Linked DNA regions of Homo sapiens: region 1 is linked to region 2. Evidence: chromatin loops called from intact Hi-C (ENCODE). Cell type or tissue: heart right ventricle. All regions are shown on one strand. Links, peaks and the distances in the headings refer to the core of each region. The heading gives the core; the rest is flanking DNA. Region 1 overlaps NAV1 (neuron navigator 1). Region 2 overlaps NAV1 (neuron navigator 1).

Region 1 (5,369 bases), core at 221-5,220, 94 kb before region 2:
TGGTGCTATCCTGCTCTGAACCAAAAGTGGACAATAACCCCAACGACTTCTCCTTTTCCCCTGAAGCATGGTGGAGACAGGCTGGAGTTTTCAAAAAGTTTGTGTCTCTTCAAACATGGATCCTGGAACAGAAAAAGAACATTAGTGGAAGAACTGGTGGACTCCAAATACAGTCTATACTTTAGTTAATAGTAATGTGCCAGTGTTGATTTCTTAGTTTTAGCAAATGTACCGTGGTTATGTAAATTCTAAAATTAGGGGAAACTGGGTGAAGCGTAGATGGGAACTCTGTACTATCTTTGCAACTTTTCTGTAAATCTAAAATTACTTCAAAATAAAAACTCAAAAAAATAGGTGAGGGAGTGACAAAAAAAAAATGGACCAAGATGAGTCAGAAATTTCAAGCCTGGGGAGGCTTACAACACTAAGGTACCTGATCCCTCAGTCCTAGTAAAAGAGCAAAGGACTCTCCTGAGCCGAAAAGCCCTCAAGATCAAGTTTGTCCTGGGATCACAATCCTCTAGCACTTGAGAGATTCCCTACCTGAAGTCTGGCTCTGGAAGTTTCATTTCCTTAGTTCTAGGAGCCATCTCCTGGGGAGGTTTGCCCTTCCCTGGGTCTCTGCCAAAGCTGTTCAGTAAACCTGCTGTTCTCTTTTCCTCTTCCCAAGCTCTTGGATACTCCAGGTTGTCTCCTGCTCTGGCTTCTGGTCAGAGACAGACTTATGGCAGCCATAGCAGTCACCCGTCTCATCTAGCTCCAGGGAGCTACTCAGCTGGAGGAGTCTTCAGACTTATTTCAGCTGGGGACCACATAATTTACCTCAGCTCTAACATGGATAGCTGCTGTTGTCTGCATGTTTGTGTCTCTTCAACAATCATGTTGGAATCCTGGCTGGGTGTAGTGGCTCATGCCTGTAATCCCAGCACTTTGGGAGGCTGAGGCAGGAGGATCACTTGAGTCCAGGAGTTCAAAACCAGCTTGAGCAACACAGTGAGATCCTGACTCTATCACACACACAAAAAATTAGCTGGGCTTGGTGGCATGCACCTGTAGTCCCAGTTACTTGGGAGACTAAGGTGGGAGGATCGCTTGAGCCTGGGAGGTTGAGGCTGCAGTGAGCTGTGATCACACCACTGTACCCCAGCCTCGGTGAGGGAGTGAGACCTTGTCTAAAAAAAATATTCTAACCTCCAGGGTGATGGTATTAGACAGTGGGACCTTTAGGGGTGATTTGGTCATGAGGGCAGAGCCTTCTTTGTGAATGGGATTAGGGCCCTTATAAAAGAGACCTTAGAGAGACTCTTCACTCTTTCCAACGTGTGAGGACAGGGCAGGAAGGTGCCATATATGAACCAGAAAGCAGGTGCTCACCAGACACTGCATCTCCTGGCACCTTGAATTTGGGCTTCCACCCTGTGGAACTTTGTGAGAAGTATATTTCTATTGTTAAAAGCCACCCAGTCTGCAAAATTTTGTTAAAGCAGCTAGAACAGACTAAGAGAAGGGCCAATATTTAAAAGAGTTGAACTTGAAGCTAGATAAAGCAGGAGAGTCCCCTAGCCCAGCATCCCTTTCTACTCCCTCATGGCAGCCTCAGTGGTGGTGTCGAGGAGGGGATCCACAGGCCCTTTGGAAACCTCTGAGTTCCAGCCAGCTCAGGTTATCAGCTGCCCCCTCTCTGGAGCACCTCAGGATGGGTTCCGCAGGTATATTTCCCATACCCACCCTTCCACTGACCCACCAGAGAGAATGGTTTTTCAAAAGTCCACCTTTTAAGGGTCTAAAATGAAAAAAAACACCAATCCAATTAGAACATGCCACCAGCATCAGAGGACTTCTTTCTCCACCAAATCACTGTCAAGGCCACCTCCTAAAGTCTTTCCTAAGTCTTTCTTGCTGCTGCAGTTTCAAGCTCTTTTCTTTATGTTTCTTCCCAGGGCAGGAGAAAAAGAATTGGACCCCACTGGGCCTAAAAAACTCCTTGTTCTTAAAGTTGCAATTCGGTTCTTCTCTAAGTTTTTTTGTTTTTGTTTTTGTTTTTTCTTTTTTGAGATGGAGTCTCGTTCTGTCACCCAGGCGGGAGTACAGTGGCGCGGTCTCGGCTCACTGGAACCTCTGCCTCCCAAGTTCAACAATTCTCATACCTCACCCTCCTGAGTAGCTGAGATTACAGGTGTGTGCCACCAGGCTGGCTAATTTGTTTTGTGTTTTTAGTAGAGACAGGGTTCCACCGTGTTGGCCAGGCTGGCCTCAAACTCCTGACCATCTCAGCCTCCCAAAGTGCTGGGTTTACAGGCTTGAGCCACTGCACCTAGACTTAAGCTATGTTTTTTTTTTTTGGTTTTTTTTTTTTTTGGTTTTTTTTTTACCATGAGCTCATCCAGAGTTCTTCAGCCTTGGGCCACAGAGCCAGGCCTTCTGCACCCCTTGAGAGCTGCTCTTGGCTGGGGCATGCTCCAGGGGGACAGGGCTGGAAACCAGCTACCCCTCAGCTCCTACTCACACTCCTGCTGACTTTCACCAGTCCCCCTCAGCCCCCTCACCCAGCCTCCCCATCCTGACAAGCCTGGCTCAGGCCAAGCAGAAATGGTAGCAGCATTCCTCTGATGCTGTTGGTATTATTGGAAAAGTCAGCTTCAAAACCACAGAGGGATTTAGAGTACTGGGGGCGAGAGCTCGGGAAGGAGTGTAGACAGTGAGACAGCTGAATTAAACAGTGTCGGTGTGAGTCACTGCTCTCCTGCCTGCCGCCCCAGTCCTGGCGTGAACCTAGAAGCTGGTGAGACAGTTATCTTCTCAGTGAGTTAAATTGCTCTCTGAGTACAGAACCAGGGAGACTGGACTGAAAATTACAGCAGGAAAGGTTTAGGCTAGACATCAAAAATAATTCTCTGAACTTCATGGGTCCCAAAAGATTTTACGGTTTCCTGGGAGGCATCCAGTATTTTGCCAAAGCTCCACCTGCCTGCAGTAACTCAAGTCAATCCTGCCACCTTAAGTATCTCTTCTATGACTTGGTGACTCTCATGTTCTGAAAGGACCTCATATAGTCTCAACATGGAATTGCTGCATCACTGTAAAATTTACAGGAATGGTTGTTGTACGTTTTCATCTGTAACTAGGGTCAGGACACCCTACTGCCCTTTGCTTCTGGTAACAGAAGTCATGACTTTGGCAAAATTAATTTGCCTGAAAATTAGCCTGGAGGATGTCCCTTTGCTTTGTCTTCCACATGCCTGCATTTTCTTTCACTGTCTTCTACATGGTCACGTAGAATTGGGGTGCTTGGAAGGGCATCCAGGTATCACTGAACCCTTCCCTTCCTTGAAGGTGGAAAGTAGCCCCACTCCAGACAGTAGGCCAGGCAGGGAGTTGGGATGGGAGTATTCAGCATTTAGGACATCTACCGGGTCAGTGAGGGAGAGATTGTTATCCCCATTTTACAGATGAGCAACTGAGACTTAGGTTAATCATTTGCCCATGGCTCATAGAGAGTAGGTGCATTACTCTGGATGGAAGCCAGGTCTTTGGGCATCGGGAACAAGGTTCTTTCCATTTCATCGCATAGCCTTTCAATTCTAGTCATAATAATGGTGATTAAGATAAAAACAAATGGTTGGTCACAGAAGGCCAACAAAAATAACCGTGTGATTGAGCACTTCCTGAGCTCCCACTCTGTGCCTGAGCTCATCACTTCATCTCATTTTTCCTTGAAACAACCCTGTAAGATACATGCTGCTATTCTCATTTTGTTTATTTATTTTGAGATAGGGTCTCGCTTTGTCACCAGGCTGGAGTGCAGTGGCACGATCACTGCTCACTGCAGCCCTGACTTCCCAGGCTCAAGGATCCTCTCACCTCAGCCTCCCGAGTAGCTGTGACTAAAGGCATGTGGCACCACGCCTAGCTAATTTTTAATTTTTTTGTAGAGGTGGTGATCTTGTTATGTTGCCCAGGCTGGTCTCGAATTCCTGGACTCAAGTCATCCTCCTGCATTGGCCTCCTAAAGTGCTGGGATTACAGGTGTGAGCCACCGTGCCTGGCTACTATTCCTATTTTATAGATAAGAAAACTGAAGCTCATGGGCCGGGTGTACAACGGCTCACGCCTGTAATCCTAACACTTTGGGAGGCCGAGGTGGATAGTAGATCATTTGAAGTCAGGAGTTCGAGACAAGCCTAGCCAACATGGTGAAACCCCATCTCTACTAAAAATACAAAAATTAGCCGGGCATGCTAGCACGCACCTATAATCCCAGCTACTCGGGAGGCTGAGGTGGTAGAATCGCTTGAACCTGGGAGGCGGAGGTTGCAGTGAGCCGAGATCGTGCCACTGCACTCCAGCCTGGGTGAAGAGCAAGACTCTGTCAGAAAAAAAAAAAAAAGAAGAAGAAAGAAAGAGAAAGGAAAGAAAGAGAAAGAAAGAAAGAAAGAAAGAGAGAGAGAGAGAAATAAAGGAAAAGAAAGAAAAGAAAAGAAGGAAAGAAGGAAGGAAGGAAGCCAAAGCTCAAAGAAATTATACCACTTGACTGGGTCACCCATCGAGGAAGGGGTGGAGTGAAGGTTCAAACCCAAGTTTTTGACACTAAAGCCCACGCTCTTTCCCCTGTATGTAGTATTTTCTTGCAGAATTTTTCTGCCCTGATATTTAAGAACTTCTTTTTGTCTAAATATTTATTCATCCTGCTACAATGTAAACACAGCTATGCAAATATATTAATGGATATTTGTTTTGCTTTGTTGTTTTTACTGAGGGCACCCTAGCACATACACAAACGATGACCCAGCACCAGGGAGGTTGCTTGTTTTCTGGCTTCTGCTTTTTTTTTTTTTTTCCTTCCCCCTGATCCTGTCTTCTGCTTCTCTCCCATGCCTTTGTGTTGCCCCTAGGGTGTTTCTCTACTTTCCACCTTCCCTCTCCATCCTCTCTGCTCCTTTAGACCTTGGCAGCCAATCCTGTACCTCCAGCATCTCGTTGCCTAGCAACCGGCTTCCTACCTGCCCCATTGTGTTAGAATCTCCATGACAACAAGTATTGCCAAAAGAGAGAAAAAAAAGTTAGGTGGTAGCAGGAGGTGATGAGACCCTTTATTTTAGGACATTTGTGCAGTTTTGCCAGCAATAATTTGCTCACTCTCAGGATTCCCCAGAGGGTGTCACAAATGGACTGAACCCAGACCTCATGAGATAACAAGTCACGAGACTGACAGTCTGTCTGTGTGTGGGGATATAAACTCTAGCATAGAGGCATTCATGTGAGGGGCAAGAATGAGAGCCACGGGCATTTTTTGTTTAGACAGATGGGACTGGGTCACATGATCCCCTTTCTGTGGGTCAGTTCAGGAAGGCAGCCTGAATGAGGGAGGA
Region 2 (5,369 bases), core at 294-5,293:
GACCAGCAGCCCCCTAGTCATCACAGTCATCACTGAGAACTCCCCCAGTTGGGGTGTAGAGGCATAGGGGAAGTCAAAGCAATGGCTGGGAAACCTTGAGGGCAAAGGGACTCCCTTTGTTCTTTGAAGGAGGGAAAGGAAGTGCTGAATGGAGCCAGGCAGCTGATTTCCCATCGCTTCTCTCATCCCTCCTTCTGAGCCTAGGGTGCCCCCTTTGCGTCCTCTGGCTCATTAAAGATAGATGACCCTGGGGAGGGTGAGGGCCGGGGTCACCAGCTGCTGGGGCTTCTTGCCCTGAGTTAGGCTGGGGATCATTTGCAGGGAGAATGCAGCCAGGACCACCAGCCCTGGCTGCAGAGGGAGGAGGGTAAGTCTGGGAAGCTGGCCCCAGTGGGTGATCAGCAACATGTCCCTAAGAATAGGTACATGCTATTGACAAAGATGAGAAGTGAACCGGGAGCCGTAAATAGCCAGGAGCCTGTGTTCTCTGGGCTCTGTGTTCTGTCGGTTGCTTATTCATTGAAAGTCAGGGATGGGCGAGATGCAGTCTCCAGAGTGACGCAGTGGGACGAGCCCTGGAGCTGGAGACAGAGAAGCTGGGTTCTAATCCCAGCCCTGCTGCTTTGTAACTGAGACCTAAATCAAATTGCTTATCAGTCTCTTCAGCTGCCAAACGAACCAAGAAGCTGCCTCACAGGATTACTGAAAGGCTCACACAGCAGGAGGAATGTGAAAGAAGCTGGCACACAGTAGGCATTTGCCTCCTTGCTTCCAAATGTAGAGGGACAGTAGAGATCGTCTGCCAAAAGGGTTCATATATCCAAAAGGCAGGGTTGGCCAGACCCTGAGTGCTCATGTCGCTTGTCCACTGCCTCCTCTGGAGAGCCTCTGGCTAAGCCTAGCTTTGGCCCAGCTCTTAAGTTGCCCCGGGACCAGCCTCTTCCATGCTCAGGCCTCTTGGCCCCCCTGGATGGGCTCAGGGCAAAAGGTGAACAGCAAATGCCATCAGGCTTTTCCCTGTGTACCCAGAGCCATGCTCTCCCCATGCCTGCTCCTCCACCGAGGGCTCTCTTAACAGCTTTCTCCTCTCCGGGCCCTTAGCTTAGGGCCTCACTTCACCTTTGCCCTGTGTATAGTTCCGGGTTCAAGCTGAACTTTATTCAGCACACGAGGTGGGGGCTTCCTCCTGTCACCCCACCTCTGCCCTTGTCCGAGGGCTCCAGCCATGCTGGGTTCTTCCCAGAACTCCAACACATTTGACCAGCCAGGGGGAAAAGGGGGTATGGGGAAGGCACTGGGGCTCTGTCCTGGAAAGATGTGTTGTCGCTGAACTCAGGTGCAGCTTTGTAGCTTGGCAGACCTGGAAAATCTCTCTAAGGCATGTTTGTTTCCTGGGAATTTGGCTCTATTTACTTGGGGACCAATCCGAAGGTGCCTGGTGACTGCAGCATGGTGCCTGGGCCACCGTGGGCTGGATGCAGGCCCTGGAGGGCTTGGGCAAGGGCTGAGAGAAGGCCTGGCTGCCTCCCAGGCATTCCCTGACCTCCACTCCATTGCCTCTTCTTGTACCTTCCTGGTCTCACTTTGATAGGGGTCCAAAGGCTCCCCAGAGCAGTCCCAGGCCTGAGACCCCACCCTGCCACCACCCCGGCAGGAGCTCCGGCTGCACCGCTGGTTCTGGAGAAGGCCCAGCACATCTCCTCCTGCTCATTCCCTTTGCTTTCCTCTTCGTATCCCTGCCCTACTCTCAGGAGAGCAGAAATGGGGCTGATTCCTTCTCTAAGAAGGAGAAACTGAAGCCCACAAAGGCTGAGCGGCTTGCTCCTGGGCATCGGAAGAAGCGGGGACTGGAATCCAGGGGTCTCTGCATCCAGCCTTGCACTTCCCTTCCAGATACATGGGGGCCAGGTAGTGGGGACAGGGCAGACTCAGGGAGTGGGAGTGGGAGCCTCCAGTCCCACACATGTGTTACCCATGAAGGAGAGGGTGGGGTTGGGAGAGGATGGGAGCAGGAGAGGGTGGGAGCGGGAGAGGGAGTGGCCCTGAAGCTCTGCTTTTGGCTGCAGCTGGTTCCCAGGCTCCTGCATTGGAATCGGGCGGAAGAGGAGGATTCTGAATGATCTGATTAGGCAGTCGAGAGCAGCCATGGATCTTGGCAAGCAGGCGACACAACCTGCCTGCCAGACGCTCTAGGAAGGTTCTTCCGAGGCCAGAAGCTTTACAGGTTTCAGAGCTGGGACAAAGCCCAGTGAGGAGAAAGGGCTCCCTCGAGGAAGCATTGGACAGGAGCAGTGACTGCCAGTGAGGCCTGGACTGGCTGGCAGCCCGATGTCTTGGAGGTGGAGAAATGCTTGGCCTGGCTGGTGGCCCATGACTCCCTGTCTTCTGGCAGTTCTGTATCTCATTCATTGCCTGCAGTGGAGGACAGGCTTCATTCTGTGAGCTGTGAGGAGCGTGATTCCAGCATGAGTCAGGAAGGGCCTCCTGGCGTCCGCCTCTGTTGTCTTTTTGGTCATGTATCATTCATTTTGGAAAAAGCACGGACTTCAGAGAAGACTGGGATTCAGATCCCTACCCTACAAGCCGTGTGACCTTAGGAAGTTAACTGACCTCTCTGAGCCAAACATCTATAAAATCGGAGTACTCATACTTACCTCAGCCGCTGCATTGCAAGGACAGAATACATATTCGTGTTTCGCACCATGCCTGGCGCACACTCGGGAAATACTGTCTTTTTTCCTTTTCCTTCCCTTCTTGCCTCAGAACATTGCCTGCTTTTCTCACCTTCTGATGCTCACTAAACAAAAAATTTTTTTAAATGCAAAAACTCTTCAGCACATCTTATTAAGTCTCACTGTAGGAATTCTCTGCCTTCTTAATTGGAAGTCTCCCTTAAAGCTAACCTAGCTCCTTCTTGTTTCAATTGATACCCAAGCCCTGGAGGGAGTTCCGGGGCCTTAGTCTAAGCCGAGTCCTTTTGGTGAGCAGTGGAACCATCCTGGAAATGGGGGGGCATGTTGGTGGCAGATGGGCCGAGTCACAGGGTCCCCAGTGGTGGGCAGTAGAGGGGTGAAGGGATCAGTGACACAGCAGGCTTTTCCAGAAATAAGAACCCTCCAGGGAGGCAGCCAGGCAGGGTGGATGTCAGCTTTTTGATGGAGGAGCAGATGCTGTGCAGGCTGAAGTGGGGCAGGGGAAGAGGGAGGTGTGAACGGCAGAGGGAGCATCGCCTTCTGGGCAGCCCTACCTTGCTCATACCTTGCCCCCAGCTTTCTCTCTCATAATCCTCCTCAAAGCTCAACCTTTTCCTCTTTATCCTCAAGCCTGGCTCTGAGATCAGCAGGCTGTGTCGTCTTGAGCAAGTCACTGCTATTCCAGTGCGCCTCAGTCTCCTCATCTGTGAAATGACCTCTGAGGCTTGTGCCAGCTCTGACTTTTGATGAGTTTTAACATTCAGCCTCTTCTGGGCTTGCAGCAGGGCTGTCTATACTGGTCCATACACAGGCTGGCCAGACCTTATGCCAGCAGCCCAGTCACCCTGCCATATCTGCTTTGTCTCCCATTCCATCCCATTCCCATCCCCAAACCACACCTCTTCTCCTACGGTGTCACTTTAAAACAATGTGTGGAGCACCCACTGTGTTTGAGGTGTCAGAATGGGATTTGGAATGAATATGCCAGGTCTCTGCCCTTCAGGAGGAGAAAGACATGAAATCTAAACAACAGCTCAGCTGTTATTTCATTTTATAGGTGAGAGAACTGAGGCCCAGACATTGAATACCTTGCCCAAGGTCACAGGGCATTGAATACCTTGCCCAAGGTCACAGTGGTAAAGCTGGGATTTGACAAAGACTCTCTAGCTCCGTGTCCTGTGGCCTCTCGTCGTCTGATGCCCAGAGCCAGTCCTTCCTCTCTTGTGGCTCAGCCTTTGCATAGGCTGTATCCTTCCTGAACCTGAGACTTGCCCTGTTGCCTGTGGTCAGATTCATTCTTTCCCTTCCTTTGGTTTCAGATCAGTGGTCACCTCTTCCAGGACCTCCCCTGTGACTCCTCTAACCCACCCACCTTATCACTTTTCTAGTCAGTCCCCAACAGAAGCTCTGGCCCCCATGCACGGATGATGCCTGACCACAGCTGCACATGCCAACCTCTTGGCTGCAAGCTCCCTGAGGGCAGCCCCTATTGTATGGGTGGACTCAGAACCCTCAAGACAGTGGCTAAGTGGAAGCCAGTGGCTGCTGGTCAGGGCACAGCCCGGCATGATCTGGTGGATAATCAGTGCTTCAGAGGCGGTGATGTTCACTCATTTGATGTGTCTCCCATTTGAAATGCAGCCACTTCCAAGGGAATCACGTGGGATTCACATCCTACATAGAAGACTGCAAAGGCCTGGTTTGGAGAACTCAGGAAAGGTCTGTAGCCAGGAGACCTGACCCCTTGAGTTCTGGTGCAGGCAGGAGTGTGATAGGCAGAACTACTCCCATCACAACAGTGGCATCTTCAGATAAGGTGCCTTTTGTCACTTGGCCACTGGTAGGTTCTGCGAAAGGAAGTGATGTCAGGGATTTAGGGACAGGCCTGGGGGTGGAGGGCTGCACAGGAGTGGGAGTGGGCAGGTGGGTGAAGTCAAATGACAAAAGCCTGCCCTTACCTTTGCTACTGGTTCTCTTCTGCCGCTAACTCAAATATATATCATCTGGCAAGTCTCTGTCTAACTCATTCTGGGCCTCAGTGGCAGGGCCCCAGAAACCTGAAGACGGGCCCGCTCTGTAAAATGAACTTGAAAGTGCGCCAAAGGCAAACACTTTATAGAAGAAGAGCCAGTGATGGCACAAGACAGGGATGCCCTCTCTCACCGCTCCTATTCAACATAGTGTTGGAAGTTCTGGCCAGGGCAATCAGGCAAGAGAAATAAATAAAGGGTATTCAATTAGGAAAAGAGGAAGTCAAATTGCCCCTGTTTGCAGATGACATGATTGTATATTTAGAAAACCCCATCATCTCAGCCCAAAATCTCCTTAAGCTGATAAGCAACTTCAGCAAAGTCTCAGGATACAAAATCAATGTGCAAAAATCACAAGCATTCCTATACACCAATAACAGACAAACAGAGAGCCAAATCATGAGTGAACTCCCATTCACAATTGCTTCAAAGAGAATAAAATACCTAGGAATCCAACTTACAAGGGATGTGAAGGACCTCTTCAAGGAGAACTACAAACCACTGCTCAATGAAATAAAAGAGGATACAAACAAATGGAAGAACATTCCATGCTCATGGATAGGAAGAATCAATATCCTGAAAATGGCCATACTGCCCAAGGTAATTTATAGATTCAATGCCATCCCCACCAAGCTACCAATGACTT

The links. Peaks named below come from ENCODE experiments on the same cell type or tissue, not always from the same donor. Only the 100,000 strongest peaks of a DNase experiment are listed, where the experiment ranks them.
Region 1: it touches region 2 in a loop (4-fold over the local background); 2 of 110 quality-filtered maps call a loop at or near these places.

Annotation. Positions count from the first base shown.
Region 1 is chr1:201,600,308-201,605,676 of GRCh38, forward strand. All of the region lies in intron 2 of NAV1 (neuron navigator 1), which reads left to right. LOC124904482 (a long non-coding RNA gene) reads right to left here. Exons shown (of 2, transcript XR_007066789.1): 2 at 1-122. Among named protein-coding and RNA genes, the nearest start is that of NAV1, 64 kb to the left of the region's middle. In heart right ventricle, for the core only: no CTCF peak of the experiment used is centred there; no DNase peak of the experiment used is centred there; H3K27ac peaks cover 3,602 bases.
Region 2 is chr1:201,694,197-201,699,565 of GRCh38, forward strand. The region is part of intron 5 of NAV1 (neuron navigator 1); the gene reads left to right. All of the region lies in intron 2 of IPO9-AS1 (IPO9 antisense RNA 1), which reads right to left. Among named protein-coding and RNA genes, the nearest start is that of MIR5191, 23 kb to the right of the region's middle. In heart right ventricle, for the core only: a CTCF peak has its summit at 2,503; a DNase peak (open chromatin) is centred at 2,355; H3K27ac peaks cover 3,892 bases.